3 separate regions of the Homo sapiens genome follow, and regions 1 and 2 are each linked to region 3. Evidence: chromatin loops called from intact Hi-C (ENCODE). Cell type or tissue: dorsolateral prefrontal cortex. All regions are shown on one strand. Each heading gives the region's core, and the rest is flanking DNA. Links, peaks and the distances in the headings are about the cores only. Region 1 overlaps MAP1B (microtubule associated protein 1B). Region 2 overlaps MAP1B (microtubule associated protein 1B). Region 3 overlaps MRPS27 (mitochondrial ribosomal protein S27).

What was found. Peaks named below come from ENCODE experiments on the same cell type or tissue, not always from the same donor. Only the 100,000 strongest peaks of a DNase experiment are listed, where the experiment ranks them.
Region 1: it touches region 3 in a loop (6-fold over the local background); 33 of 110 quality-filtered maps call a loop at or near these places.
Region 2: a loop joins it to region 3, with 2.3 times the contacts of the local background. A loop is called at or near these places in 34 of 110 quality-filtered maps.

What each region holds. Positions count from the first base shown.
Region 1 is chr5:72,130,863-72,141,209 of GRCh38, reverse strand. All of the region lies in intron 2 of MAP1B (microtubule associated protein 1B), which reads right to left. Among named protein-coding and RNA genes, the nearest start is that of MAP1B, 29 kb to the right of the region's middle. In dorsolateral prefrontal cortex, for the core only: CTCF peaks have their summits at 3,014 and 3,215 (motif pointing left); no DNase peak of the experiment used is centred there; H3K27ac peaks cover 950 bases.
Region 2 is chr5:72,142,045-72,152,391 of GRCh38, reverse strand. The region is part of intron 2 of MAP1B (microtubule associated protein 1B); the gene reads right to left. Among named protein-coding and RNA genes, the nearest start is that of MIR4803, 22 kb to the left of the region's middle. In dorsolateral prefrontal cortex, for the core only: no CTCF peak of the experiment used is centred there; a DNase peak (open chromatin) is centred at 7,416; H3K4me3 peaks cover 528 bases; H3K27ac peaks cover 4,863 bases.
Region 3 is chr5:72,239,171-72,249,517 of GRCh38, reverse strand. All of the region lies in intron 4 of MRPS27 (mitochondrial ribosomal protein S27), which reads left to right. Among named protein-coding and RNA genes, the nearest start is that of MIR4803, 75 kb to the right of the region's middle. RefSeq lists a silencer at 4,222-4,516. In dorsolateral prefrontal cortex, for the core only: a CTCF peak has its summit at 4,414; DNase peaks (open chromatin) are centred at 4,387 and 6,587; H3K4me3 peaks cover 624 bases; H3K27ac peaks cover 5,000 bases.

The DNA of each region.
Region 1 (10,347 bases), core at 654-5,653, 110 kb after region 3:
GAGGAAAGAAAGAAAGAAGCTGGAGGGCAGGAGAGGAGTAAAGCGTGGACATGTACCCCAGGAGGTAAAAGAGTTTGAGGTGGGAGTGAAACTCTGGGTGCAGGGAACGGTACCCTATACTGGCCTGGTCAATGCTCCAGAAGACACAGACACCAAAAAAAGCAGATGGAGTCGTGTGAACGTGGGAGGCTGGTGGGTATCCATGGGCAATGAGTGGTCTGGAAGCTGTAGAAGAGGAGAATGGTGCACCCCCAACCCCAAAAGGTTTCTGTCTAGAATGGTTTTATTGGGCGGTGATCCTTTGATTCATAACGACTCATACCCTGAGATGGGGATTCAGACAAAAAAAGAAAAATCCAAGATGGACGCTAGAAATAATACCAGGTCCACTTTGATCTTGGCCCTTTTATTTTTTCATGTTGCCTAAAGTTGGTGATTTCATTCATCTGCATAGGTGTAATAGGATTGCTTCGATAATCACAGTTTTACCTCTTTCAGATGCATTCTTCTTGCTGGAAAACACTGGATATGTGTAAATCTCCTCTTTTAACATGTTCCTCCCACGTTATTTTTGTCCCAGTTTCTGTCACAATTAACTTAATAAAGAAAGGATCTATTTTCCTTTCCCATGTTGCTGAAAATAAATTTATGAGTGATACTTAATAGTTGTCAGGACATGCAGCTGTTTTTCTCTCCCTTATGCGCACCTCTTCAAAAACCTCTATACCAGTGTTCTTCAAATGAAGGCTGCAATACTTTACTGTAGCATGAAATGGTCAAAGCCAGTGTTTCTTAATAGTATAGAATAAAACAGACTAGAAAATGTCATAATGCATTGCAGATAATAAGGATAGGCATTGTTTTGTTAAACTTTTGTTTCAATTTTAGATGTATGCATGGATCAGCCTGTATTTTCTATACCATGGTTAAGGTAAAAGAAGTTTGTAGGACAGGTCCTGTGGCTCTTGCCTATAATCCCAGCACTTTGGGAGGCTGAGGAGGGCAGATTGCTTGAGCCCAGGAGTTCAAGACCAGCCTGGGCAACATGGGAAAACCTCGTCTCTACAAAAAATACAAAAATTAGCTGGGCATGGTGGCATGCACCTGTAGTCCTAGCTACTTGGGAGGCTGAGGCAGGAGGACTGTTTGAGCCTCTGGAGGCGGAGGTTGCAGTGAGCTGAGACCGCGCCACTGCACTCCAGCCTGGGTGACAGAACAAGACCCTGTCTCAAAAAAAAAAAAAGTTTGTAATACATCCTTATACAATATATGTCTGAATATGTTTGTCTTTAAGGTTAAAAACTAAAGTCCTCTGAACTGGGCTTTTCTTATGTATCAGGTGTACAGGATAAAGATCTGCTGCCTCTAAAGTCTCAATTTTAAAACCATCTCTACCACAGATGGGATGAAATTTAGTCTGATGGTAATTTCAAACTTAGATTTTTATGTAAGAAAAAAATACATTGTTAAACTATATACGAGGTTTCCTCATATTCAGGGACAGATCTCTGCTTTCATTTTATAACCTCCACAAGAGAATCAAACTGCCTTTCTTACCCTCAACTGTGGTCCTTTCCAATAACTTATGTCACGGCAACTTATTATTAAAAAACGACTGAACCAAGATGACTTCGGACACCTCTGATCCAAGGGTTGGCCCAAAAGGAGCCTCAATCTGCTTCAGCATTGGCCAGACACCCCGGAGACTTACATCTTACCTTGCAGGGCTAGAAAGTGCATCAGAATGCCAAACTCCAAAAATGAATAACGATCCAGCCCTGGAAGAAAACTCTCAGTTCAGAGAGTTGGTGACTTGCCCAAGGTTAAGTACAAAATATATTTGCAGAGCAGCCAGAACGAGAACCCAGGCTTCCAAGTTGCAGCAGCCCCAGTACACTGCACTGTGATAAAGGTTTGATATGGAGGCACAGACCGACCCTAGAGGTTACCAGAACTGGAGATCATAGATTAGTAAGTTTTTTTCTCTTATGACTGTTGTATGTATCTACTCTAACCTTAACTCAGACTGACATCCGTGGCTTTTCGTGCCATGTCATTATTCTACCACATACTATTTTGAGGTTTCTGAGGTTAGTATTCATAAGAGCTTTCCAACCTCTGACTCAAATGAGCTCTATTTTCCCCAGACACGTAACTTACTATTGAATCTCATTTCCATGAGGAATACAAAAGCGATAGTGATTCATGTCTCCAATGCTTGGCTTACCATTTTTGAAAATGTGTATACTTTTTCCTGACTGTAAAATACTATGTGCCCACTGCATAAAATGTAAAAAACACAGAAAAAGATAAGGAAGAAAATTAAAATAACCTGTTCACCTACTGCTCAGTGATAACCCATATTACAATTTGGGTGTCATTGAAATTGGGTGTCAAGGAAAAGACAAAAATTATTTTGGTATCAAATTGTGATCAAATTGAAAAATACCTTCATGAACCCTTCCCTTGTCACTCAACATTACACATCAGTAAAGATTCTTCGAAGATATGGTTTATAATAATGCAGGCCAAATACTGAATTCTATTGATTAATCATTACTGATTATACATGCCCTATTGTTGAGAACTTCAGGTTTTTTTCCAGTTTTTCACATAGAGAAATAACGTAGCAATAAGCATTTTTTTACATAACATTTTTTGTGCATATCTCTGCTTATTTCCATAGAATAAATTCCTGGTAGGGAATTACTGGGTGAAGTACGTGAGCATTTCTATGACTCTTCATATATATTGAAAAATTTCATTTCAGAAGGTTGTTTATATCCAAATAGCAGAATATGAAGGTGCCTATCTTGTCCTCTTTGCCAGTGATCAGTGGTATCATTTGTTAAAACCTTGCAACTTGGAGGTAAAAATGTGTATCTTCCTGGGTTCATTTGTATTCCTTAATTTATAAAGAGGTTGAACATTTTTCATACGTTTATTGGCCATTTGGTATGTGTATATGTGTGTCTTTCTCCACCCACCTTCTGTGTGTATGTAAATTGAATGTTCATATCCTACACCTATTTTTCTACTGAAATGTTAAAGTTTTACTTATTTATTTGTAAGAACTCTTTATATCATAAGGATATTAAACTTTCAACTTTTATATTTGGGGCAAGTACTTTAGGAATCTCTTTTAATTATGTAACAATTTAAAGTGATAGGGTGGGTTAGGTTTTATATTGTCACCAGCAGAGCAACAAGTCATGCCACCTGCTGGTAAAGAAACAGAATAGTTGATAATTCTTCATGTTTCCAAGATACGATGCATATTAATACTTTTTCCATGTCAACTATTTTAAAACTTTGGAAATGAAAAATGAGTAATTGATTGAGGCTATTTATGACATTTCTTACACATGAATCCTATGACCAAGATCCTTTGATCACATTTAAATATTTTTAAGGTTACTTCTCTACTTAAACGGGGAGAAAAGGCTTTGATACATATTAGATGTTAATAAGAGAAAGTATAGTTCTGAATCATCTCAAAGCCATTTCTGTTGTCAATTCTGGGCATAGGAGCCTGTACTTTGTTTTAAGGAATCATAATTATTGACAAAATTTAACAATCAGATAAACAGGGAGGAGTAACTTTATTATTTATTTTCACAAAAGGTATTTTCAAACAGACATCTTCAAACCAGAGCTTCAGACCTATACAGATCATTTAAAATCAATATTTGCTTGATTTGGCCAGGTAAATTAAGGGAAGCTCCTGCCATTTAATTCTGAATGAAGATGGATCTCAGCAGTTAAAGATCATAAGCTTTTTATGTAATTCAACTAGAAAATATGATTTAATTTGTGGCTTACATAAAACAATAGTCATGGAACATATTTATTGCCTATCATCCCTTGTAGACTAGTCTAAGAAAATAATACACTCAAGGTTCTACAGAAATTTAGGCTGTCAAGATGATTGACTATAGCAATAGGGCCAATAGGTCATTGAATTCACTCATATATGTGGAGGTCAACACCAGTCTACAGGATCTATCAGCAAATGGTCTGACATGCCTAGGAAGATAAAAATGGAATTGCTGCTTTGTCATAAGCCATCCTTATGAATAAACTGAACTGACTTTTTTGTACTGTGAATTATTACTCAGCCTACAGTTCTGACATAAACAAAAATGCAAATCATGCTAATAACCTAGCCAATTTCATGTGCCATAAACAAGCCTTCAGTAGCAGTGAAGGGCACTTGGCCCATAGGGTGGAAGAAGATGCAGAAATCAGAATCTCCCTGCAACTCAAAATGACCAAATGTAAAATACTCAAAACCAAGTTCACACATTTTTAATAACAAAATAAATCTTGGTATGGGCTTGGCAAAAAATAATAATAATTCACATATTATTTAAGCACCCATATTAGCACCCTCTGGACAATATTTTCCTTGTAGTTTGGCTTGGGGTCAGTAGTCAAAATGTATATGTTTATAGTTTATAATCAGAAGAGGATACAAAACAACTCAAGGACACACCCTAATTGGAGGGAAAGGGAGTGGCTGGCCAACAATTGAGTCAAGGTACAAAACATTAGGCTAGGTGTGACTTGGGGCAGGATCTGACAGAGGGTAGTAGTAAAATGATTATGAAAAACAACTGAGAATGTCCCCCTTTTCCTTCCATCTAGATTATGAGGTCTTGGGGAGAAGGAGGTAGGTTTTAAATTATCCCAGAGAACTGAACCCAGAGATGAGGACAAGTCTTGGATGACAGGGCCATACTGACAGCTTGGAGAGGACACAATTGAGGCCCTGGGAAGATGACCCGACTACTCCTTGAGCCACCCAGGAAAAGAGTATCTGGCCATCTCCAGACAGCAATTTCAGCTTCCATAGTCAATTGCTGATTTCCTGTTTGTAATGTCCTTCCTTTGAATTATATTTACATTCAGGTAGCTTGTGGTAAGAGAGCTGTCCTGTATGTCAGATAGTTCAAGGAGTGCTGGGGGTGGGAATAGAGGAAATGAGGGCAATATTCCATAGGTTCAGGAGAAACTCAGGGGATAGCACATGCCCATGGGTATGTTTAGTACAGTAACTAGCACTTTACTTAGTACCTAGGTGCTCAGCACACTTAAGTACTCAGCACAAGGCAGTGCCTTCTCCTTTATTCCACACAAGGGCATCAGGACAGGTGATTCAGATGGTCTAGTTCTTTCTAGAACACTCCAAAGTTTCCTTCCAACCAGCTCACCAAATGCACTGGCCTTGAAGAACTGTAAATGGAGACTCCTGGTCAAATCCTGTTGGGCTACACCTCAAAACCCAGTGTTATTCCAAATTCTTTCTAAAATATCAGTCCTACAGGAGCAATAATCATCTAGGTAATTGGACATGAAAAGTCCAATGAGGAAAAAGAAATAGCTCACCAGCTGCCTTTCAAGGCAAAACAAGAATGCAAATGGAAAGGTCCCAGGGAAATCTGGATGGAAAATTATCACCTCACAAGAGGGTCTGATCTGGATTGGATTCATCCTTTTTCACAGGATGACTCTGTTCCAGGGAAACTAGATGCTAGGAACATTCTGGGATCCAAATATGGAGAACTGAGAACTATTGTAAGGGTTTCTAAAAACTCCCAAGAAAAATTCACAAGGACTCTTTTTCTTCCAGTGCTTTGGGAAAATTCAAAAAACCTGAAATTCCAAAGCCAGTCTAATCCAGGTGACCCTCAATCTCATAGCTACTGGGTCTACTCCACAAGGAGGAAATCAAGACTGGTAAGAGTTGGCTACCTGACCTGTACTTGCAAAACACTGACACAAATGAGAGAGAGAGAGAAAAAAAGAAAACCACCACCTTTACTCACTCAAGTAATAAGGTCACCTCAGAACACTGGCCCATGTTTTGAAAGGAAATAATTTTTAGAGGTGAAAAACAATGGTTGATAGGTACCAGGCATAACCCTTTGAGATGCAAGTACTATTGCCAATTAATGCCATTGGACAGATGAGAAAGTTAAGGCTCGGAGCAATCCCATAAGCTGCCTACAGTTACATAGCCCAGTAAAAGCCAGAGCTGGTATTTGAACCTAGATTTTCTGACTCAGGGTTATTGTTAGATTGCTTGAAAGGAGGCCACAACTCCCTACCCCAAGTCTGACAATGATTTTCTTCCTATTGCGGGAGGGGCTGGAAATGACTGATAAAAATTATACTCTTCCACCAACTCAGCTCTGGGCTCAAAGCATCTGAAACATCAGGATTCCACCTCGCTCCTGATTAATTTTTTCATATGGGAAGGGAACTAAGAGCCTTACCCTGAGACATAAGGAATGAGACTTTAAGACATACTAGATCAATGCCATCACGAAAAAGCAAAATATTTCAGAGGTCTGATGGGACCAGCCGCCTGCCTTCCTTTTCTACTCAGCAGTGGCCAAGTCTCTGCCTTCCTTTTTCAGGAACATTTTCTGCAGCAGGGCCCAGGCCATTGTGAGCTTTGAGAAGAATGATATTCTGCTTTTGTAAGAAAAGGAGGAGATTTCCCAGGCATGCTTTGTGTCCCAGACGCTTTCACTAATTGATAGAGTGCCACTACAGAGTATATTTTTATTCATGCAGTCAGCACATGCCTGCTTCTACGTTTTCAAGTTTTCTTTAAAAAAAAAAAATTCTCCTATGTGGTAAGACAACAGCTTCCGTTAACAAAATGAAGCAAAACCAAATTCTTCTTAATGAAAATGAAAATGTCAATAGGACTTCTCTCCTCATGCTAATCCCCTGTTTGACATGCAATGACATCATCCCCTAGAAGCTGGAGACAAATGTAATGTCTGCTATAATTACAAGGCTTACCCTGCAGAAGAAGGGAGGTGGCCGTGAGGTGCAGGCAAGCCCTTCTCACTGGGCCCTCCTTGGAAATACAATGGAACCCACTAATGCAGTGAGGGAGTCTTGCTGCGACAATACTAAAAGGAGCAGAAATCAAAGGACTTCACTGACCATGGATTCAGGCTTGATGTTCTGATACAAAGTTTATATCCCCAAGTAGCAATTTAAATAAAATTGCATTTTTCTTTTTCAATCAAATCAAACTGTGGTGTCACAAAAGACAACATGTACACACACAAAACTCTCACTCACAAACATGTGAAAACTAAAGTTAAAAAAGAAAGCCCTCATTCATAAGGTGTTCACATAGTGACAATAAGAATGCATGTGACACTTTTGGCGGAAGCTGGAGGTTGCAGGAAGGGATTTTCCACAATATCCATAAAGAAGAAAGGGAGTTTTGAAATGTGACAGATTCTGATTAAAGAAAAATGGAAATGTTTGGCTCTTGGGAACTTCAAGTATAGAGAACTGATAATGCTACAAAGAAACCATAATCCTGAACCAATTATGGCTGAATAATACTGTAGACTTTATAATGGTACAGTTGGTTTGAACACTGAGTCAAGATGAATCAGCTTTTCCTGCTTTACCAACATTTCTTATTCATTTCCTTGAATGGCAAGTTAAAAGCATTAATCATTATTAAGACTGTCTTTGTATTTTGTAAAAGCATTGTTATTTAAACATCTCTTAAAAATGTATTTCTACACTTTACATGCCTTATAGCTACTGAATTTTCATAAATCCTCTGTAAAGTAGGTTCATAGATAAGGAAACTGAGGCACAGAGACCTTGTGCATGAGGTGAAGCCCATATTTGAACTTGGCCACTGTAGCTCCTGGGCCCCCACGCTTTACCATTCTGCTGGACTCAAAGAAGGTTGGAAAGTTTTTGACACACTCTTCAAATACCTGCCCCTAATCCTAGGATGCAAGACAGGAAAAAGAAGCTTACTGCAGGGTATCAGATACCTCCTTTTCCACTGCTCTCCATCCCGCCTCCAGCGCCTCACCTCAGATCCCAACAGAGCTGGGGGTAGAGGAGAGAGCTGTTCTGCGTTACAGCCTGAGCTGGACAGTTGTCTCAGGAAAAACACCTGTAAGTACAGGCAGAGGCAGGAGGATCCTGGAGAGGAGTGCATGCTGGTCATGGTCTGTAATATTTGTACAAAGAAGAAATGCAAGTTCTATCTAATTCTCTAGGATTACAGGCAGAAACTTGGACAGTAAAGACAGACTATTTCTTCCCAGGCTAGCATCCCACGCCAGATGCATGGCTGCTCAGGGACCATGGACCCAGGGTGGAGGTTATACACCTGAACCTGACTTCCAGGTTCTAGATGAGCGGGTAAAATTGCCAGCTCCCAAGTGGGCAGCCTTGCTAAGGAGTCCCTACAACCCTCTGCTGGCAAATGCTGAACCTGGACAGGGAGTTTCAGGGATTCCTGAACCTCCTTCTTATACAGGAAGGAGGAAACAAACAGAGCTCTAAATGGGACCTTTGAAAAGACTCTGCAGCACAAGGAAAAATGAGCACTGTCTTGAGATTTGGTGGAAAAAATATATCTCTAAAAATGACTTTCCATAGGAACAAAATAAAATTTTAGAAAATGACACTTGGCTCCTATAAAAGATGCAGACGTTGCCACTATGAAACGACAGAGAACAATAAAAACAGGGTGGGCTGAATGACAGGCAGAGATTTAGAAAGAAGTCCCCAGTGGAATGAACAAAAGAATTCAAGGAAATACAAAATGCAATAGCAGAATTTAAATCTGCATTTAAGGCACTCAAGAGCAGAACAAATCCTGCAGAATATTGACCCAGTGATGTACAGGACAAATGTGAAATGTTCTCCTAGAATACACAGAAGAAGATCGAAGAGGAAATGATGAGTTGGAGGATGAGATCTAAGAAGTTCCATTTTAAGAATTATACATATTCTTAAGGCTGAAATCAGAACAGGAAGAGAAACAATGATAAGAGCACATGGGAAAGAACTTTGCTAGCGGAAAAAAGTCTCCAGGCTGAAAGGGTTCAGAGCATTTCAGAAAAAAATTAATGAAAAATACTTGTATCTCAACATTTCCTTACACCGTATTTTAATTTCAGATAGATTCAGATCAGCTGAGATTTGTGCACACGCTACTGAGAAAATTACTTCGCAACTGAATTATGAACACCTTCAAGTAAAATACTACATAGAACAAGAAAATCTGTTCTTCATTAGATTTAATGGTGAAGGCAGGCTTTATTTTTTCCAACAAGGGCCATTGGTTCTAAATAATATACAGGTTATTTGCTTCAGTAATATCCTCCAAGTAATAGAAGTATCTTTATATGCAAAAGTTGAAATTTTAGATACTTCATCACATAGGACCAAGAGATATCAATCAACATGGTAGAAAAGAAGTGGACATTTCAACCAAAAAGTAAATGGTGTATGAAAGATAATCAGACGTGATGCAAGAAGGCTGCGTACTGTTGGCCTGAAGAAAGCAAACACTCTGAGAGATGACTGGCCTAACAATGACCAGGTGAGGAACTCATAAGCAAGTACAGAGAAGACACTGGGAGGAAGGTATTGAATGAACCTCTAAGTACCATGGACATAAACTATGATTCTATAGGCACTCTGGAGCCCTAATTATGTTACAACACAAACCTTTCCATTCTGATCTCAGAAATGTTGGTTGCTTTCCTTTCTCTATTTATCATTAGAATTTTTGCAGCCCAGAAAACTTGTCATCAATCCCATGTTTTTAAGAGGCCAATAAATATTCAGATAGTTTTCTTTTACTTTATTCTTAACTCAGAGCAGAGTAGTGGAATCCTTATAAGAATATCTTATGAAAATATTTTAGAATCACTTCTATTGGATTGTTCCTATTTCCTCAGAAATGTGCTATTATAACCTCACATTGATCCATATGAAGTCCAGGATAAATCTGCGTACTCTATACCTATAAAACTAGGCTGAATTGCTAATGCTGTATTAAAAAGGAAACATAAGGGAAAATAATAATAATAAAATTAATTTTTAAAAAGGGAAAAATACAGTGTCCAATGTCTTAAATGTAAAATAAAAAGCACTCTTCATAAATCTCAGCTCTAAAGTTTACTTACCCCTTACCACATCAGTTTCTCCTTTTACATATTTAGATAGCACCATATTATTTTCCCTCCTACTTAGCACAGCTTGTAATACAAATTTGTGTGACTATTTCATCAATGTCTGTCTCCTCACCTTGACTGAGAGCTCCATGGGAGACCGTATAGGGACTGTGTCTTCATTTGCTTATTTTTATTAACCTTAGTACTGACACATTACCAGATCCCATTAGACAAACAATATATTTGTGAAATGAGTATATTCAGCCAAGCAAGTAATTGTGTCCTAAGAATCTCAAAAAACTTTCTGGAAAAACCACACATCTTGGTTTATACATCAGCTATGTTTGCCAACTTTATATGTAAACTATTTTTTGAAAAA
Region 2 (10,347 bases), core at 5,274-10,273, 100 kb after region 3:
GACCTGGTGTCAGTCCACATAATGCTCAGGGTAGGAAGGGGAGTGAACGGGGTCCGACCCCAGGTTTTGCAGAACAAGGAATCCCATTTATTTCAAAGAGCTAGAGGCCAATTGCTTCACTGTGTCCCTCTCTCCACTCCTGGAGGAAAAAAACATCTACTTTTTACGTAAAAAAAAACATATCCATAGATAGGATAATTTAGGAACACACCCTGCTAGAATGCTGTTCTGGTGTGCACCTTTAGAAAGAACCACAATCTAAATACAATGTGGGATACCGCATTGGATCATGGCATGGTAAAAGGACATTCAGTGGAAAACCTGGAGAGATCAGGAAAAAATCTGCCATGTAGTTTAACTAACAGGATGTTAATTTCTTAGTTTTGATAAAAAGTAGCACGGTTATGTAAGTTGCTAACAGTAGGGGAAGCAGGGTGAAGGGGAAACAAGAACTCTCTGTACTATCTCTGCAACTGGTCTGTAAATCTAAAGTTATCTAAAAATAAAAATGTGTTTAGAAAAAGGAATCACTGTGAAATGTCAAAAGTGATTAAAAACACAACCCAGTGATGACACAATGATTATTTACTATCTAAAGAACAGGGAGGGAACTGTAAAAAACACAGAGAGAGAGGCTGGCCCCTGGGTGAGCCCAGCTCAGCACTGCCAGTTTGGGACCACACCTATTTCAGTCTCACAGAGACAGTTTTTCTTTAAAACCCTCTAAAAAATTATGAAAACAAATCCACACCCATTGTGGACAATATGGATGCCACAAATGAAGAAGCAGCAAGCAGAGGTGTCTAATCACTTTACCCAGAGACAATCATCCTTGTTCATCTTTGACCATGTTTCCTTCCAGTACTTTTTCCACATAGCCATTTTTTTACATAGTTGAGGGCACAGTGGAAACACAATATTTTGGTCCTGTTTTCTTCACTTTATGTTCTATGATCAATGACTTCCCCACTGCAATGCTTTGGACATGACTTGTTTGTTCTTGCCAAATCTCATGTTGAAATTTGATCCCCAATGTGAGGGTGTCTGAGGTGAGGCCTAGTGGGAGGGGTCTGGGTCATGGGGGCAGATCCCTCATGAATGGCTTGGTGCTGTTCTCATGAAGTGAGTTTGTCCTGGTTCTGGCAAGATGGGATTAGTTCCCAGGAGAGTGGGTTGTTATAAAGCAAGATTCTTCCTTCTGTTTGGTCCCTCTTCAAATATGCCCACTTTCACTTTGACCTTTGCCTCCATGTCTTGATGAAACACAAAAGCCCCCACCAGAAGCCAAGCAGATGCCAACGCCAGGCTTCTTGTACAGCCTGCAGATCCATGAGCCAAACCCCCTCTTTTTTTACATAAACAATCCAGCCTCAGGTATTCCTTTATAGCAACACAAAATGGACCAAGACACCCCCATTTATCCAAAGCTTTGTAAACATGGCACTCAACAGCTGCCCGCTAACTCTGCTGTGCATCACCTCCACAGCTGACCTACCCAGACACCAACTGCTGCACTATTAGGATGCAAGAAAATTATGGCTGCTTCATAAAAAAGAGTGAGATCATGTCCTTTGCAGGGACATGGATGGAGCTGGAGGCCATTATCCTTAGCAAACTAATGCAGGAACAGAACACCAAATACTGTATGTTCTCACTTACAAGTGGGAGCTAAATGATGAAAATACATGGACACATCGAGGGGAACAACACGCACTGGGGCCTATCGGAGGGTGGAGGGTGGGAGGAGGCAGAGGATCAGGAAAAATAACTAATGGGTACTAGGCTTAACACCTGGGTGATGAAATAATCTGTACAACAAACCCCCATGACACACATTTACCTATGTAACAAACCTGCATTTGTACCCTGAACTTAAAATAAAAGTTAAAAAAGAAAGTTATGGGTGCTTAAGGAAAAAATCTGTCCTATATGCAGCCCTCTCTGGGCTTAAGTTATCCCTCACTGGCAAATTAGGCAGAACAGGTAGTTCCAGAATGTTTGGGGTCATTTCGGCTTGCAGCCAGTCGGTGATGCTTAAAATATTAATACATGCCAGTTACCACCAGAGAAAAATTTAAAACATGAGAGACAAGAATGCAAATTAGGTTTTCTGAGTAATAACGGTATAAAATATTAAATGGATTCTGAGTCAGTAATTCATATCTAATAAAGTAAAAATAGCAGATATCAAGACCTAGGAAACTATGGTGCTGTTTTAAATGGGCCATTCTGTTTATATTGCACACCAAGTCAACATATTTATTTTTGTAAAAGCTAAATGGGACTTAATATCAGCCCAATTTCAAAAAATGGGTAAAAACCTAGGTATGTAAAAGATGCGGAAATGGCCTAGGCCTAGCTCTTATTCTGGAAAATGAGATCCCACATGATATACCCACTCAGACACATACACACAGCCAAATCCTAAAATAAACTTAATCCTGCTAAGGATTTTCCTCCCAGTGGCGCACTCAAGTGGCTACATCAATATTCAGGAAGAAAAACCAAATATGCATAGAGAAGCCAGCTTTGAGGAATACACTTAAATTCTTATTTCTATTTCATTTGTCCCACTTCCTCCCTCCTGGATATAGGGTGTATCTGGAAGTAGAAAATGAAGAGAAGTTCTTCCCTTTTGCCCTCACCTCCTGCCCTCATCCCCGTCCCATTTTCTCTTCCAACCCATCAGCCCACTATCTCTATGGTTCTGAATAAAAGCACAGAGGGGTGACAGAAGAGGATAGCAGTATCCCCACTGAGCAAACAGACTCTGTCCAGAGGGTGTCCTGGAGACGCTCAACAAACTGTTTAAAAATCAAGTTCTTCTCCAGCCTTAGAAGGCTGGGCCAGAGTCTTACTAATGAGCTAGTGATCTTTTCAATAAAGCCAACAAATCACCAAACGTGTCTTATAAAATTCAGTCCTCATCTGATAGATGATGAGACCATACAGTGAAACAAATGTCTATTGTGGAAAAAGAAAAACGAGATTTTGCTTACCGCCCCTCCTAAGTTTAAACAGGCTTAATTAGTACATTTTCCCGAAAGGGAATAAATCATTTAGTTAGAAACAGGAAATTTCTTTCCAAGTTAGTTTGAGGGAACAATGAGGCTTAAGACCTCAGAGGTGGTCTACTACATTAAATGGCAAAAACGGCAATTACTTTTGCACCAAACTAGTAGTTTTCTAAAATCTAGAAAGAGCAGAAAACTGTGCAGGGATTTACATGAGAGTACTATATTCAATTTTTTTAAAAATAAGATAATCTTTAATGGGCAGCCACTATGTGCCAGCATTGTGCTAGGTGCTGGTGGATACAGCAATGAATAAGACATGGTCTCTACTCTCATGGAGGGTGAGGTAGTAAGCAGATAATCACAAGCTGCAGGGTACATAACAGGGGACCTAAATTAATCCAGGTGAAGGGGAAGGCTGGGTCCTGAAGAGGGAGTAGTAATTCTTAGCTAAGTGAAATGAGTAGGGAAGAACCTCAGTAAGTTCAAGGAGAAAGATCAGCCATGTGAATGCTCCAAGTTGGAGAGTTAGGCTGCCATCTCCTAACTCCTCTCCCTGAGCACACCACAGTGTGGCTGCTCCCTTTGTACACAGTCCAAACACATGGTCTGGGCTATTTCGAAGAGCATTAAAGAGCAAGGAGTCTTCTCCTGCATTACTGCAAACACACCTCCTTCCCGTTCCTGTTTCCTTTTCCCACCTCAACATCTCCTCGGTGCGTGGCAAGTGGATCCACGTCCTAGGGCAGTGGCTCTCCAAGTCTGATGAACAGAAGAATCATCTTGTGAGCTTGTTCAAAATGCAGATTCCCAGGTCCTACCCTGGAAGACCCTCTGAAAACTGTACATTCATAAGTGCAACCCCTGCCCTACCAAGTGGTTCTGATGAATGTTTTAGCTAGCCTGGTCTTTCTGCAATTAATTTGAAAAGAAGGATATTCAAAACTGGCAGGGTAACATCAAGGACAGGTGGCTGATTTCCTAGATGCTCTCAGCAAAGATCTCCCTGGGTATGGGCCCTTCTGTGGGTCTCAGCTGGTCTCCATGAACAGAGGGGCTGAGGGACTGTTCCCCTAATTCTCAGAAGACAGGAAGGAGAGGGGATGTTAAGGAGCCCTGTGCAGCCTCAGGGTGAAATTTTCATGGAAGACAGTTTCAGAAGTGGCTTGACTAAGCTGTTCTTTGGTTCCATAAGTGCAGTGCAAAAGATGGGTTTTTAAAAGTATTTTATAAAATAATTTCCATTTTTAAAATCTTAATATCTCTCATAACTATCATGAAATTTATACTTAATCAATGTAGATAATTGGCTATAAACTGAGTAATGCCTTATAATCGATTGTTCTGACATTTAGAGAAACTTACCATTCACCTAGTTTGGGTGATTTTCTTTCCTGTGTAAGTAAAAGAAACTTTAGAAACCACTGTCCTGAACTCCGCTTTGCATAGACTCCTTTTAATTTTCATGTTAACTTGGATCCGGTAAGAAGGCTTTGTTTTCCTGTCTGTAAATCTGTCAGTGCAGACAGCAAACTGGATCCTCCTCTGGTTCATTTTATAGTCAGCAAGTTTCCCAGGCAACAAACCACCAAGCCCACTCCATCAAATAGTAACCAATTTTTTCCCCTGACATGTCTCTCAAGACCTCCCTCCCAGCTGGCCATCAGCACACCACTCACCTTCTGTCTGTACTGGAGGAGAGGATGGGTAGTCCCTGGGAGGGCACAGGAATACTGGCCAATTGATCACCCAGCAGATGCACAGCTGGGGCGTGTCCTCGCAGGCCTTGCCCTGGGCTTCCAGGGACCAAGCATCTATGCCAGGGGCTTGCCTTTCTTTCTCTGCATTTTGTGATTATCTGCTTAATGTCTCACTACCCCATAAGGGTAGAGACCCCTTTCTTTTTTTTTTTAATCACTAAAAAGGATTCATCCAGTGACGCATATTACCTGGAATACAAATAGTTACAGAGCAAGTGATGAGGCACAGGTAACCTTCAAGATATTGCCCCAGCAACAAAGATGGGCCTTTCTGATTCAGCTTTACCGAGAAAGGTGACATCTTGGTTCTAGGCTTTGCCATTTTCTTTTGTTTTTTAAGAAGATTTTGGGCCAGAAACAGTGGCTCACGCCTGTAATCCCAGCACTTTGGGAGGCCGAGGTGAGTGGATCACTTGAGGTCAGGAGTTCGAGACCAGCCTAGCCAACACGGTGAAACCTTGTCTCTACTAAAAATACAAAAATTAGCCAGTCGTGGTGGCGCAGGCCTGTAGTCCCTTAGTCCCAGCTACTTGGGAGGCTGAGGCAGGAGAATTGCTTGAACCTGGGAGTCAGAGGTTGCAGTGAGCCAAGATCATGCCACTGCACTCCAGCCTGGGCCACAGAACAAGATCTGTCTCAAAAAAAAAAAAAAAAAAGAAGATTTGGATAAAATGTATTTTTCCATCAGACGTGAATGACAGTATCCTTGCATCCCATAGCCAAGGAGGTGCTGCTTTTGAAAAAGTTTTCAGTTGCCCCAGAAAGAGGCTGATGCTATGTGTCAAAAGCACATACTTCCTGTACATGGAATGCATTTGCCTCAAGCCTATAAGGTTCTTAGGAGTCCTGCCTTGGAAAACAGAAGTTCCTGAGTTAAAGAACTTCCCAGTGGTATTTGAGGGTCTTCAGAATTGAGCAGTAAGCTCTGAGGACCAGATTGCTGGGATCTGAACCCCATCTCCATTACTCACTGGCTGTGTGACCTTGGGCATGCTGTTTAACCATGCTGTGCCTCAGGTTCCTCGTGGTGGCATGAGGATAATAATAGGGCCTCCCTCTTGGAAGGCTATGAGGATTACATTGGCGCATACACAGAAAGTGCTTAGAGCAGCACCTGGCACATGGGAAGCATTTAGTAAACGTTATCTACGATTATTGTTCACTCCCCTCATGAAGATCAACGCAGGCTGGCTTCACAGAGAAAAGGGGAGCAAACCCGGACTCAAATGGCACTGGCTACGTCTGAGAAAGGCAAGGCCTCCTCCATAGGACATGATTCACCCACAGAAATCACTAGAAAGGTGGCCTGCCTGACATTATTTTTAGCTTTAATGAAAAAAGCAATCTAGTCCAAATTAGATGAGCTGGGTCACTGTAAGATCCAGCCCTGGGGCATTGTTCAGATTTTTTGGTTCTGGTGTCATGCTGGGCTGGAATAAATTGATTTAAAAGAGTTAATAAAAAATTCAGTCTCCCTCCTTCCAACTGGCATTGCAAAGGTCCCTAAAACATCTCAACTAATAGGCTACTTTCTTGTAAAAGAGACTCTCTTTAAAAAAAGAGTGTAAATTAAAATTACCTAGCTTTCCAAAATCACTCCCAATGCGTCTCTTCTTTGACCTATCTCTTTATCCAACTTGAGCCATCCTGGGGGGATTCCTCTCAAATTGCCCACATTTCTGGGTCTTACTTCACTCCTCAATGAAATTTAATGGATTTGGCTGGTGGTTCGTTACTGAACCCACGTGGAACAATATGTCATGCTTCATGCATGATAAATAAATGACATTTCTAAAACAATAGGGATGAATATAAACTGAGATCTAGAGCAAGAACCTCCAAGTGACCGCTGGGCATATCATAATTAACTAGTGATTTAGGACAACTCAATTTCCCATCATCATTGTATGGGGCCTTAAGGAAATCCACCAACACTTCACTGCTTCTTGAAGGAGATGCTTGGAGTCTGAATGGAATATTGTCAGGTGAAATTAGGCCACTTCTGAGTTGTGCAACATTCCCCTTCAAAATCTTGCTGATTATGCAAACACTGAATAATTACACTGATTCATGTATTATTCTCCATCAGAATGACAAAGCATTAGCACTGGCACCCCATTTCACTTTGCTAATGAAAAACAGCAAGCTTTTAAGACCACCATCCATCAAGAGAGAAAAAGAACTCATTCAGTGTAATGACAGGTGCATGACAATGGAAACACGGTTCCCTCTTTTTTTTTTTTAAGCATATGGGTTGCTGCCAAAGATTAAAATCATTCTGTGCTTAATATCATTCTCTTTCTTTGTGTTCCTCTGAGGTTTCGTATTTTCTTTTGGCAGAGAAATAAAAAGGTTGAAGCCAGAGATCCCAAATTCCCAATAGTATCTTTCTATCATTTCATACTGTGTTGGTGAGCATTTTCCACTAGGGTTTCTATCACTGTCTTTAAAGACTAGTGCCCTCCCTTTCAACAGTCCAGGGAACAAATCTGCACAAAGGTAGTTCTTAAAAACTATTAACAAACTGAACTGAGAAGGGAATTTGTCCCAGACAGTGCTCCCCACAGCTGGACAGAGCGTGATTTTCACCAAAACAGAGTATAATTCACAGGCAGCACCAGAGATAGGCAGGGATGGGGCCCTCTAGAATCTCACACAAGCAACAACAGTCTCCTACAACTCAGATGGCCAGGGGAAGAGAAGGATCTGTGTTTCAGTTATAAGAAGGAGTGCATTCTAGTACCTCTCCCACGCAGCCTCTTCTCATGCCTTTCTAGTCATGGCCTAGACTACCTCTCAGAAGCATTACTTAGCTAATTTTCTCCCCAACACTCTAAAAAACTGTTTAAAAGACCCAAGCGTAACACTTCATGTGTCAGAAGTTCTTTATCCAGCAGCATCAGCTGTGAGAAATTCAGCGTGGGCCTGGCATGGTGGCTCATGCCTGTAATCCTAGTACTTTTGGGAAGCTGAGGTGGGGGGATCGCTTGAGGCTAGGAGTTCAAGACCGGCCTGGGAAACATAGCAAGACCTCGTCTCTACAAAAAAATTAAAAAATTAGCTGGGCGTGATGGTGGACACCTGTGGTCCTAGCTACTTTGTAGGCTAAGGAGGGAGGATCTCTTGAGCCCAGGAGTTCAAGGCTGCAGTGAGCCATGATCGCATCCCTGCACCATCCTGTCTCTGAAAAGAAAACTTAAAATTTAGCTTTGAATTCAGTAAAAAAACATTAAAAGGTAGAGCGAGGGAAAGCCTCTGAGCAGGCAAAATAGATACCACTAAGTCAAAGCACTTACAGCTCAAAGACTTTATACGACGGAAGACTCCTTAGGGAAGATTCGGGATCAAGTCTCTCTCTCTCTTTTTCTTCTTTAGAGAGGAGGTCTAACAAGCTTAGTGACTAGATTTTCCAATCCACAGCAGATTCAGAACAACAACATAGAAGGAAGGTGTACTAGATTGAACAGTATTCCCCACAAATGTCCACGTGGAAACCTCAGAATGTGACCTCATTTGGAAAAAGGGTCTTTATAGAAGTCATTAGTTAAAATGAGGTCACACTGGATTAGGGTGGGAATCTTATTCAATGACTGAATAAGAAGAGAAAACACAGAGACAAACAGGGAGAACACGCCACGTGACACTGGAGGTAGATAATGGAATGATACATCTACAAGCCAAGTACGCCAAGTATTGAGCCTAGGAGTTCAAGACCTACCTAGGCAACAAAACAAGACCTTGTCTTTACAAAAAAAATAAATAAATTAGCTGGGCATGATGGTGCACACCTGTGGTTCTAGCTACTTGGGAGGCTAAGGAGGGAGGATGGCAGAAATCACTAGAAATGAGGAGAAAGGTATGGAACAGATTCTCCCTCAGTACCCCCAGAAGGAACCAGCCTTCGGCCTCTTGGAATGTGAGACAATACATTTCTGTTACTTACGCCACCCAGTTGATGATACTTTGTTATGGCAGCCCTGGGGAACTAACATAGAAGAGTACTTAGAAACAAGCACACTGAAGGTAGTTTAGAAAAAAACTACTGGCAGTGTGATATCGAGGGAGGATACCAAGACAGATATGTTTTTTAAAAGACATATGAATTAAAAAACCAGAGCTGGCATCATTCTGTCTGGTGGCAAACCGATACGTCCTCTCCAAGAAGACACTGCAAATATAAAGACATAATTCAATTGTGGATGACGTTCATAATGATGACCTTGAATTGGTTTTTAAAAGGCTGGATTCTGTTGAGGGTACTTAAACAAGGCCTCACTGTACTGCCTCACCCCATAGCCCTAAAAAGGAAATGTATTTGTTTGCCACTTGGATTGCACTAAATATTATCTTTTCTATTTGGCATCTCAACACGGCAGTGTATTCTTTTGTTACTAAATTATTGGGACTAACATTTCACATTTTCTTCTCTGGGAATCCTGATAAAATTATACAGCTTCTCTATGATACGTGCAAAGATGTTTCTACACTTAGTTGGTATTTGTCTTTCTATAGCAACTGCACACACTCACGCACACACTCACACACACACAAGAGAACACAACAGAAGAATCTATGATTAGAACTCCAGCATATGGACACCTATGCAATCAGACTTTTCACTATGGATTTCACACAACAACTAGAAAATCTTATTTTTGGAGAATGAACTATGAAGCTGGGCCAAGAATGATTATATCTTGACTTCAAATCACTTAAAAACTCTATGCCTCAATGCCACCCCTCATCTATTAAGAAATAGAATAAAAAACACAGTCGAAAATGTTTACGCACTACGGCCTATATAAAAATGACCCATAACAGTTCTGCTCCACTCTATTATTTAGCCCCATACCATGTGCTAGAGTCAATTTACTTTTTTTTTTTTTAATTGAAACTTATGCTGGAGAATTTTTCTTGTTCTACTTGGGGAGCACTTTTTTTCCTGAAAAAAAATCCCTTTTTTCTTTTATTTCATGTCTCCTTACTTAGGCCCAAATCTCCTTAAATCATCTTTTAAAATGAGAAGTATATAACTTTATGTAAATATATTTTAAATTGTCTTTTTAAGGTTTAACTTTACATTTGTTTCCACATAATTATTCCTCAGCGAGCTCCGGTCTCCTGGCTTAGAAACGCCTAGGTACAGTTTCCCCATCTCTTTCCTGGTGATCAAGGAGGTTTCAGGTCTTCACTGTGTTAAACCACATAGCGGAATTTTGCAGACTACCTGCCCCTCCTCCTTGCCTGATGAAATGAGGTGGATGTAGAAACACAGTCCCCCTCCACAGGCAGAGCAGATCCCATAGCACAATCCAGTCTGCACAATAAGCGACCGCCCAGGACTCCATCTCACAGGAAGATCTTAAATCACTCCCTTCCACTCTGGCTTTGAATGTGCTCCAATTCGCCTTCCACTCCCAGCCACCTTGGGGGAAGTAGGAAGAGTGAGGGTCACAGGGTGGGCACCAAGCCCAGATGGGGAGGGACACCAAACTGTCACTGGGTGGGGTTCCACAGGTCTCTTTTGCTTTTGCCTTGTCAGCATATTAGGATTTGGGGCTGGGGACTGCATT
Region 3 (10,347 bases), core at 2,489-7,488:
GAGACGGGGTTTCACCATTTTGGCCAGGCTGGTCTTGAACTCCTGACCTCAAGTGACCTGCCCGCCTCGGCCTCCCACAGTGCCAGGATTACAGGCGTGAGCCACCACGCGGGGCTGAAAATACTTGTTTTTGATCATCCCAATCTAACCTTATTGAAGGCAAGGAGATGTTTATTCTTCTTTGTCTCTTAGTGCCCAGCATAATATCCTGATTCATAGTAGGTTGATAAATGATCAAATGCAGAAGAGAGGAGCTTTGACCTCATCAAATGCTCCATTCTGTTGTAATAAGTAATTTCATATAGGTATAGAAGTAGAACTATTCTCTCTGCAGTTTAACATTCAGTTTTGCCTTATTCATGCTTAAAAAATCCCAGCTTTCTTACTTTTTTGCCTAAGATTATTGAAGGAAAAAGTGTATCTGTTCACTAAAGGCTGCATTCATTGTAGCAGCCATGTATATGTGGACAGTCTACTTGCTACCACACTTGAAATTCTGCTTAATGTGCACTCATAAAGGACAAGCTCCCACCCCTTCGAACTCAGTGTAATTGTTCAGTATATGAGCTTGTGGTGTTTAAGAAACTAGGGAGGCAGAGGTATTTTCATAGCTTGTTATCCTCTTCTCTCCCACAAAGTGCAGCCATGATCTGACACATGATCAATGGGCCGAGCCCTTTTTAGGATGCAGAAGATGCTCCCTGTGTCTGTGGATCACAATAGCAAACAATAGCAACTTCTGCAATGATATTTTGCCTCCCTGGTGTTCAAACTTCTTCAGTTAAGCCTGTCTGGAATCTATTTAACTATTATACATCAAAGCTTTTTTTTTTTTTTTTTTTTTTTTTAAATGAAAATGGTGGGGGTGGAACCAGAGAGGAAAACCTGTATCTTTGCCAAGGAGCCCTCTCTCCTTCCCCTATGACTCATACTTAGGAAAGCTGAGGGACTTTGGAAAGCTGCCTGAGTCACATTGAGGCAGGTCTCCTGGCACTTTCAGACACTTTTTAAATTTTCTCAGGCAGTAAAAGATGTTTTTCAAATTGTTCATTCCCTCTTTCTGGGCCAGCCTAAAAGCTTTTGTTTAGCTAAAGTATGGCTTTTTTATGCAAGATTTGCCAGCCAGAACAGATGAACCCGGAACTTTGTATTTGGTTTATTACTAAAGAAACAGCTCTTTCATATTCAGAATTGTAACTGTTCCTTCTTATGATTGTCATCCTATTAAAAGGAATTGCCTCTGGTACTTAACCTTCCTATGACATGAAGTTTGCATTTGGTCATTGTTAAGAATTTTCTTAGCATATTTTGTTTGTATAATTTCAAATATTCAGTTTTTAAAAATTTGGTTTTTGGTATGAGAGACTAGCTTGAGCTAAATAGAGGAGCTGCCTATTAAATGTATTATAGTCATACTGAGTTTTACTATTTGGCAGCAGAAGAAAGAAAGGTCACCTTAATTTTTCTGTCTTTACATGTAAACAACTAAGGGTTTTTGTTTGTTTGGTGAGTGGTAAAGTAAACCTTTCTAAAAACCAATTGGACTCACAAATAATAAGTCTCAATTTTTAAATATCTTTCCTTTTTAAACTACAAATAGTCATTATGTTCCAAAAACTGTCAAGTAATTTCTTAATATCTCTATGCCCACCCTATCCTACTCCCCTTTTTTTAGAGTTCAACCATTTCTGCTATAGGAATTGCCAGATAACAGAGGTTTGATAAAGTAACAGTATATAAAACAATAATTTATATTATGTAGGAAAATTACTTTGGATGACTTTCTTAGATATAAGATGAATTGCACTGAAATATTTGAGTAGAAAATAAAATGCTTTACTAATGGAGTGATCAATTGCTGAAAATTTTATTTTCTATAAAACTTGATCTTCAGTTATAATGTACTTTAGGGACCTTAAATTTAACTTTAGCTGATTTTATCATTTCACCTTGAAATTTTAGATGCCAATTTGCAGGGCCCACCATTCCCATAATAATAATCTCTGTTGCCTGCCCAAAGTGGGTACCATATGGTGGGGGAATGGAGGCTAGTGGAATAAAGTAAAATCAGCTGTGGACTGAATGGTTGCTCGTTTATCTTTGAGTCTTTATTCACTTGTTTGTATCACTGCCATTTTTCTGGTTTAATAGAAACTTGTATATGACTGATGTTTTAATGAGTAGATATAGGCTTATTGTCTTTTACAGTCATTAAACTTAAGTGCTGGAAGGAGTTCCGGGGGTCTGGTCTAGTCCAGAGTTCAAGTGTATTTTGTTTGGCCCGTAAGCTGTGTTTTTATAAACAGTATAATGAAATCACTTTGCTTGATTGTAATACAAGCAGCTTTGTACCTATTGTCTTACATGATTCATGCATTTATATTAACTGACTGGCCCCTGTAGACAGTTGAGTTTGTGATCCAGATAACCGTACCTCTTCATTTTACAGTTGCAGGAACTGAAACCCTGAAGGATCAAGTGACTTTCCAAAGTTAAACAGCTAGTTCAGGGCAATTCCAGAACTGTTTTACACTGAGTTTATTTTTCTGTTGATTCTGCTCCTAAATTTAGAAGAGATGTTTATTTTTCGCTGTTAGAGACCTTTGTGAAACCACAAAAATGTTTTTTAAAGATGTCCTACAAATAAGTTGAGAGGCAATGGTGGAATAATGAAAGTGAGGGGTCTAATTTAGGTCCTATTGCTAACTATCTTGGGGAAATCATTTTATCTCACTATATACATCAAGATTCCTCCTCTATAAAGTAAAGGAATTAGATTACATAATTTTACGTCACCTAGAACAGGGCTAGTAAATTCTCAATAAATAGTCTAGTGTACAATAGATATTGAAAGTCCCTACCAGCACTAAATTAAAGATTCTCTAATTCAGTATTAACTTTTTGTCTCTCCCTTATCCCCAGTTTACTTGGCCTAGGTTGCTTTCAAAGCCTCTTCCAGGGTTGAAAGGAGTCTGTTTTTTTATTGAATTCCTGTTAGGGAAATTCTTTGAACCCATGTACTCTGGCTTCTGTCCTCAACTTAACGGCTTCACTCTCCTAGCAGCTTGTCTGTTCCCTCAACTTGCATTAAAGAATCCATGTATCATCCTTGATGTATTGTGAGAAGGAACAGTAGGGGGAATAAGTGAGGACTAGGTGGCTTTCCACAATGACCACATACTACTCCACTTCCTCTGCCATCTTTCATCTCCTCCTGCCTTGTACAAAAAAGGCAGCATTTCTTCTTGGCTTCAACTTTATTTTAGCCAGGATACTTCACAACCAGAAGTGAATTACTGTTTCAAATATAAATAATCCTCATGAATTTCAGCATGCATGATGGGTATTTATGCAGTCTTAGCAGGCCGAGTCACTGTTGCCAAATTATCAGGCACCTACTTGAGTCCTTGTTCACTTGTTTGTAGACGCAAAATGATAGATAACTTGTCCCCTGCCTTTTAAGAGCTTAAAAGCTTAATAGAGGAGTCAGTAGAGTTACAGAAATAGAAACTAGCTATGAATTGGATTGTATCACTGGAAGTATGTCCAACCTTCCTTTTGCTACAAACAAAGAATGCCTAGGGATTCAACTTTTTCATGTGTTAGAGAATCAGAATGTTTAAAATACTGAGATGCTTTTCTTCTTTAATAAAAATCTAATTCTTAAGAAATCCTGATTAGTACTGAGCTTCTCTTCCCTCAGAAATACCCCTAAAGAAATCCGTAATCTCACATACAAACACATATAAATCTGCTCAACACTGGCTTAATTCTTTTCTGCTTTTACCCTGGTGTGCTTCATCTCCTGGGCCAGGCTCTTTGCCTGCTCATTTCTTTTGTGGCAGACTTAATCCTGACAACTTCACTAAGCCTAGCATACTCCAGAAATTCTGGTTTTTATTTCTATTCTATTCCTTTGTTTTCCTCCTTTTTTTTCTTTCTCACCTTTCTTTTTCCCAGAATTATTCAAAACCAGTGTTTAATTAATATATGTGATTTTCCTATCTTAATCATTGTATTATTTGTGATTTTGCAGAAATTTTATCTGCAGTTCCTAGCCAAAGCTTTAGGAGACATCAGGAAATGTTTGCATGTATTTAAAACTGGCTCATTTATTGCTCATAAATTTCCTACTCAAAAACCAAAATATTTCGCTTATCTCTGTCCAAACCAAGCCAGTTTCCATAACTTTATATGCTTTTATAAACAGGACTGGTTCCGGGATCCAGTTTTTCTCAACATCCTGCTGTTCCTAGGTAAAGGCCCTCTGTAGCCTAACCTTGGCCTTCAGTAACTGCCTCTCAGTCATGAAGCTGACCTGTGAGCCAGTGTGTGTATAGCTTTAGAGAGGCTGGAGAAGTCTTACCAGCTGCTTCTGGGTGCAGTTTCACTGATAGGTCAGGTGGTGGCCACAAAGCCATTTTCTGCTTTTAGGACCATCTCCAGATGGGCACCTCAGTGATGACTGTAAATACTTGTTTCTTCTCCCATTCTCCCCACAAGTAATCCTCCCTGGTTATCTACACATATTGCTCTTTGGAGGCTGATAAAATAGTGTTCCAGGCTTTAGACAAAGAACACAACTGACTTCATTCTGACTGCCTCCCTTATGTACCATGAAAGTAAGAGAGAGAGAGAGAGAGAGAGCAGCAGAGCTTACAGTCTGTCTATAGGTATTTTTTCTGTATCAGAAAGGGAGAGATGTCATCTTTAAGATAGGAGTTAGGGCTAGGCATGATGAGAGGCCAAGGCAGGAAGATCACTTGAGGCCAGGAGTTTGAGATCAGCCTGGTCAACATAGCAACACTTCCGTCTCTACTTAAAAAAACAAAAAAAAATTGGAATTAAAGGAAATTAGTAGATCAGTGGGTAAAGAATATAGATCACCATGCCTGAGCAAAAGGTAGCTACTCAGTAAATACTTAAATGAAGCAGAAATATGTCTTCTAGACTGAGAGTTAGATCTGGCAAAACAGCAGGCAGATCAGAGAGCAGGGAGAGAGAATAATGTGGTGACATGCATCCTACTTTTGATTGCTTTCTGTTTCATGAGAGGATGTGGATAATAAGAATAACTCTCCTGGAGTAGTTTCTAGTATGTCATATTTATACCAGTGTGTTTCCAGGTGAAATGCTAAGGGCCTCTTTTTTAAGCCCTTGGTCTGACAAATTCAGACTTTGATATCTAACAAGTCCCTCTGTTATCTATCTTCATTTCAAAAAATGTGTTGTTATGCTGCATTTATTTAGCACTCCACATCTGCAAAATTCTATGCCCCTGTTATTCTCTACCAAAAATCTACTTACTCATCACCCTTTTTAGATTAGCAGGCAGGGATTCCAGAAGGTCTAATGACTATATGTAGGGCTCAAAAAAAAAACTACTCACAAGCTGAGTTTTAATTTTTTCAAATTCTTCTGGGAAATTGACAGAATATACATTATAAACCAACCAATAGATGATATTGTGGTGGTTTTATTATCTTATTTGCTTTTCCTCTTACAAAATTAATAACTCTAGATCTGGAAAGGGACCCAAGGAGGTTACCTATATAAAATTTGCTTAAATTGACCAGCAAACCCTGGAGAGGTTGACTACAAAGGGGGCTTATCTTGATTGTGGTCATGATTATGCAACTGGATGCATTTGTCAAAATTCATAGAACTGTAAACTGAACGTATGAATTTTTTTGTTTGTACATTGTATCTCTGTAAACTTGACTTTAATTTTTTAAAAATTAGAACTTTTAAAGAAAGACATTTTTATCTGTATTGTGAAGGTAGATAGTGAATTCGTTGGAAATATTCAAGCCCAATCTGGTTGACTTTTGTTGGCAGGGTGGGAGAGGTGTTTTGGAGGGGACTCTAGCACCTGGTGCTTTTATTTTGTGCAGGCTAAGTGTGTGTATGTGGAAAGTTAAAATTACCTTAAATTCTTTGAGTAAGAATCTGAGATCCCAAGCAGGAAATTTTAACTTATAATACTGATGTTTTTATTATCGATTTCTGTATTAAACCCTGCCCTCTTTTTTTAAGTACTTGACAAAAATATAATAGTCATTAGAAAATTATCTCATCAAAATTTGATTTTATTTGTGGTAGTTGAGGGCAACTAATAATTGTTAGTTTTGAAATTAACAATTCTGAAAGCAGAATTTCCAGCAGGATGAAAAAGAAAATAATGAGAAAGTGAGTAGCAGTGATTGAATCAGATTCTGATTTAAATAGTCACATGACACTCTTGGTCTTTGGTTCTAGTTCAAGGAAGCGCTCATTCCTTTTGATAGTTGCTAACTTTCCTTCATTGGTAAGATCCTCAGTCCACACTACAGGCTTTGAAGCCAGCCATATTTTCTTCTTGGCATTCTTTCTTTCCTCCCTTTACCCTGACCCCCTCTCCCATCTCTGTCTACCCAGCTCCGTGGCTGAGGTTCCCATCTGTAAAGCCTGTTGCCACAGGATACAGAATTCACTGGGGCGGAGGGAAAGCTGCATGTGTGTGTTTAGGGCTGGTGGCTCTCGGAATCGGATAAACATTGTGGAAAGCTTGCTCATTCATGTGGAAGAACCAGTGTGTTACAGCTAAATGGTGGAGCTGTGAGCTGCTGGGCTCTAGGCTCTGGCATCTGTGCATTGGGCCTGCCCAGCCTGGAGCATTTTTATTTGTGAGACCGAAAATGCTGATGAGCATTGCCACTTTAGCCGTTCAACAATAACAAAACCTTTATTTCAACCCCGTGGAAGAAAGGCTATATTTTCCTTTTTTTTCCCCCCTATTTTTGGTGTGTATGTGTGCTATGAGTGCCGTGAGTGTGTGTGTGTGTGTGTGTGTGTGTGTGTGTGTGTGTGTGTAGACGGGGTCTCGCTGTGTTGCCTAGACTGGTCTCAAACTCCTGGCCTCAAGACATCCTCCTACTTTACCCACCAAAAGTGCTGGGATTACAGGCATGAGCTACTGTGCCTAGGCCACTTTTTTTTTTTAATTAAATGACGAAATTGGTCAAACAAGAAATCCCATGCGACTTTTACACACAATAGAGTACCTCCTATATAATCACAGTCAGTCTGTGGTGTTTTTTTTTTTTTTTTCACTCTTGATCTCTTTTATATAACCTCTCTTCCCTTCTAAGAAATCTCTGTGATATCCAAGACTTTCACTCCCATGTCATTTTGGCAGCCTGTGATTCTGCTCTCCTTCTTTCCTGGTAACATCAGTCTTGAATGAGCAGCAGTGCAGGCAGATGCCCTTAAGAGTTCTGAGTATGGCCTGAGTTTTGAGAATAGGATGCTTCTCAGTTCCTGCTATTTTATTGGCCGTGGTTTGGCTTCCTAGGCAAGCTCTGTCTTCACCTGAAAATCCTACTCAACACTGGGGACAGAGATCTCTTTAGCCATGGGATACCAACTTTTAGAACTAGAGCTAGAACTTGAGAGTACACTTTGTCACTCTTTCTTATGCTCCTCCAAGAAATACACATTTCCTCAGAATTGTAAGTGTAATCACATTTTATAAGCTGAAATCTCAGAGTACCTTTAGCCTTCATGAGCACAACCTTGTTGGGGATATTTGGGTTGTATTTGTTTCTCTTTTCTACACTCACATGTTTGCCTATCTTGACAGCCTGTTGGCCTAGGCAATAATAAAGCTTCTGTCGAGGTGAGCAAACAGCTGATGGCATAGGCGCACAGAGGGGACTCCTACAGTGGCTGGCTGTAATCTGCCAGGCTGGTGGTCAGAGCAGGCGAGAACAAAAGCCAGTCTGTTTGCAGGCAAATTGGAAAATCAATGTGTTAGTTGTATTCTTTTCTCTTTGCCTTTCTTCTGACAGAAAGGGAGAATGCTCATCCAGCAATCCACAGAATTATTCCAGGCAAGTGCCCATTCCAGAGACTCACTCACCTGACATATTACTACTGGAAGTTGAAAAGTCCCCACATTTATTTGTCTGAACTGCTTAAAAAGTCACCAACAGGAATTCTTCTCAAACTTGCCATCCAAAATTGAACCCCGCTGGCCCAGTGTTTTGACTTGTTTATATTCCAGATAGCCACTCACGTAAGTTTATCTTTTTAATGCTGATGGGGGCCAAGAAAGGAGTTCATTTGCTTCCTGGCTGGGAAATTCAGGAATTGCATTTTGGGCAGCATATTTTATAGTATGTGTGTAAGTATTTCACTGCTTTTCCTCAGTTTATTTTTTGTGAGAGTTCATTGAAAATGTCCAAGGCTGGGCACAGTGGCTCATGCCTATAATCCCAGCTCTTTAGGAAGCCGAGGTGGGAGGATCACTTGAGGCCAGGAGTTTGAGACCAGCCTGAACAACATAGCAAGACCCTGTCTCTACAGAAATAAAGAAGGAGGCAAAGGCAGGAGGATCACTTGAGTCCAAGAGTTCAAGGCTGCAGTGAGCTGTGATCTTGCAGTTGCACTCCAGCCTGGATGACAGAATGAGACTTTGTCTCTCAAAATGTATATACAATAAAAAAGAAAATGCCCTAGACATAATTGGGTCTAAGATTGTTAGGGCTTAGAGAGCAGAGCTCATACCAAGTAGCCTTGTCCCAGGATAGGAGAGGGAGTAGACTTATTAAAGACTTCTCTGAGTGTCTTGACAAATATCTCAAAAGGCTGCTGTGCAGAGATGATTGTATTCGATGTGTGAAGTCTTGAGTAACTTTCCCTTTAGGCTTCTAAGAGAGAAAGTCTGTGAAGGAAGGGTTTTTGAGAAGAAAAGACTTTCTTGCTCTTCCTTGTGTTGAAGTTAGCCTTAGAAGCTTAGCAAATGGCTTTAAATATGTTTTAATTTGAGCTTTGAAGGTCTGAAACTAGGCTCTCATTATCAGTCTTTGTTATTTTTTCAAAGCCTAAAAGTGGTCTGCTGATCATGAATAAGAGAAAGGTGTTTGGTTGGATATGGTCATGGTATTCTTATTGTAAAGTTCATCATCAAAAAAAAGTTACAACTTTAGTGGCCATTGGAAACATCCTGAGCCAGAACCTTAGATTTAAAATGAGTATTAGGTTTAAAATAATCTTGAGTGAGGGTAGTAATTGGCATTTGATATATTTTTTTCCCAAAGTCATTACCAAAAAATAATTATATTTCGTTTTGTTTCTTTTTAAAGGAAAAATTGACTAAACCCAACAACTGCTACTACCAAAAACCCTTCAGCCTCTAGCAATCCCTTTTGTCTTTAGCACTTATCATGCTCCACCTCGTATTATTATTAAATTATGTGTGCATCGTTTTTGTAATGAGACTCTAAATGCCCTGAAAAGGAAATTTACATATCTTCATATATACCATAGACATTAACAGAATGATCGGGACATAACAGCATTTAATACCAGTGTTGATTAAAGCTCTTTTTTTAATTAGCTGAAAAACCTATGGGCCAAGAATTGTGTCAGTACAGGAATCAGTATTGAGCAAGTCAGTCTCTGTCTCTGCTGACACAGGAACTTACAGGCTGATGAGGAAGCATCACCATCGTTGAAGCAGTACACCTGATACTTCACTTGACTTTTTTCTTTAAAAAATAAAACTCATTTTTAATTGGTCATTTCATGTTAAATCTCAGATTGTTCAGAGAAACAAGAATCAAGTAGCTAAACTATTGATTTGAAAATGTTGCCTGGGCAACACAGCGAGATCCTGTTTCTACAAAAAATAAGCTGAGCATAGTGGCATGCACCTATACTCCCAGCTACTCGAGAGGCTTAGGAGGAAGGATTGCTTGAGCCTAGGAGTTAGTTTGAGGTTATAGTGAGCTAGGATTGCACCACTGCACTCCATCCTGGGTGACAGTGAGACCCTGTCTCAAAAAATAAAAATAAAAAAATAAAAACAAATATGAGGGAAAACATGGAATACTAAAGGTATATTTTGTTTCATTTCTGTGCAGAAGATCTTATAAGATTGAGTATCTAGGTCCCCTATACCATGCCTTTCTCTGGCCACGTCACTCTTATTCTAAACCTAATTTGACATATTTCTCTATTTCTGATTTTAAAGGGGCTAATTTGTAGAGAAAAATAGAGTGAGAGAGACATTTTCTAGCAAAACCTAAAATATTGAAGAGAATCAGGCTGCCTAGAAGACCCTAAATCCATAAAACATCTTTGGATCTTATTTTTGCCAAATCTCTCACCAGAGCACTAATAGATATCCTAAATTAAATACTATTTCTCACTTCCTCTCCTTTTCTTAACCATTACTTTGGCAGAGAACCTGTTCAGAGGAAACTATCCCAATAGCAGATGGCAAGAAATAGCAGGAGGCAGACTGAATAATCAGCCTCTAAAAGCCACTAGTATTCATCTGTACCCTCGACTCTCAAATATAGC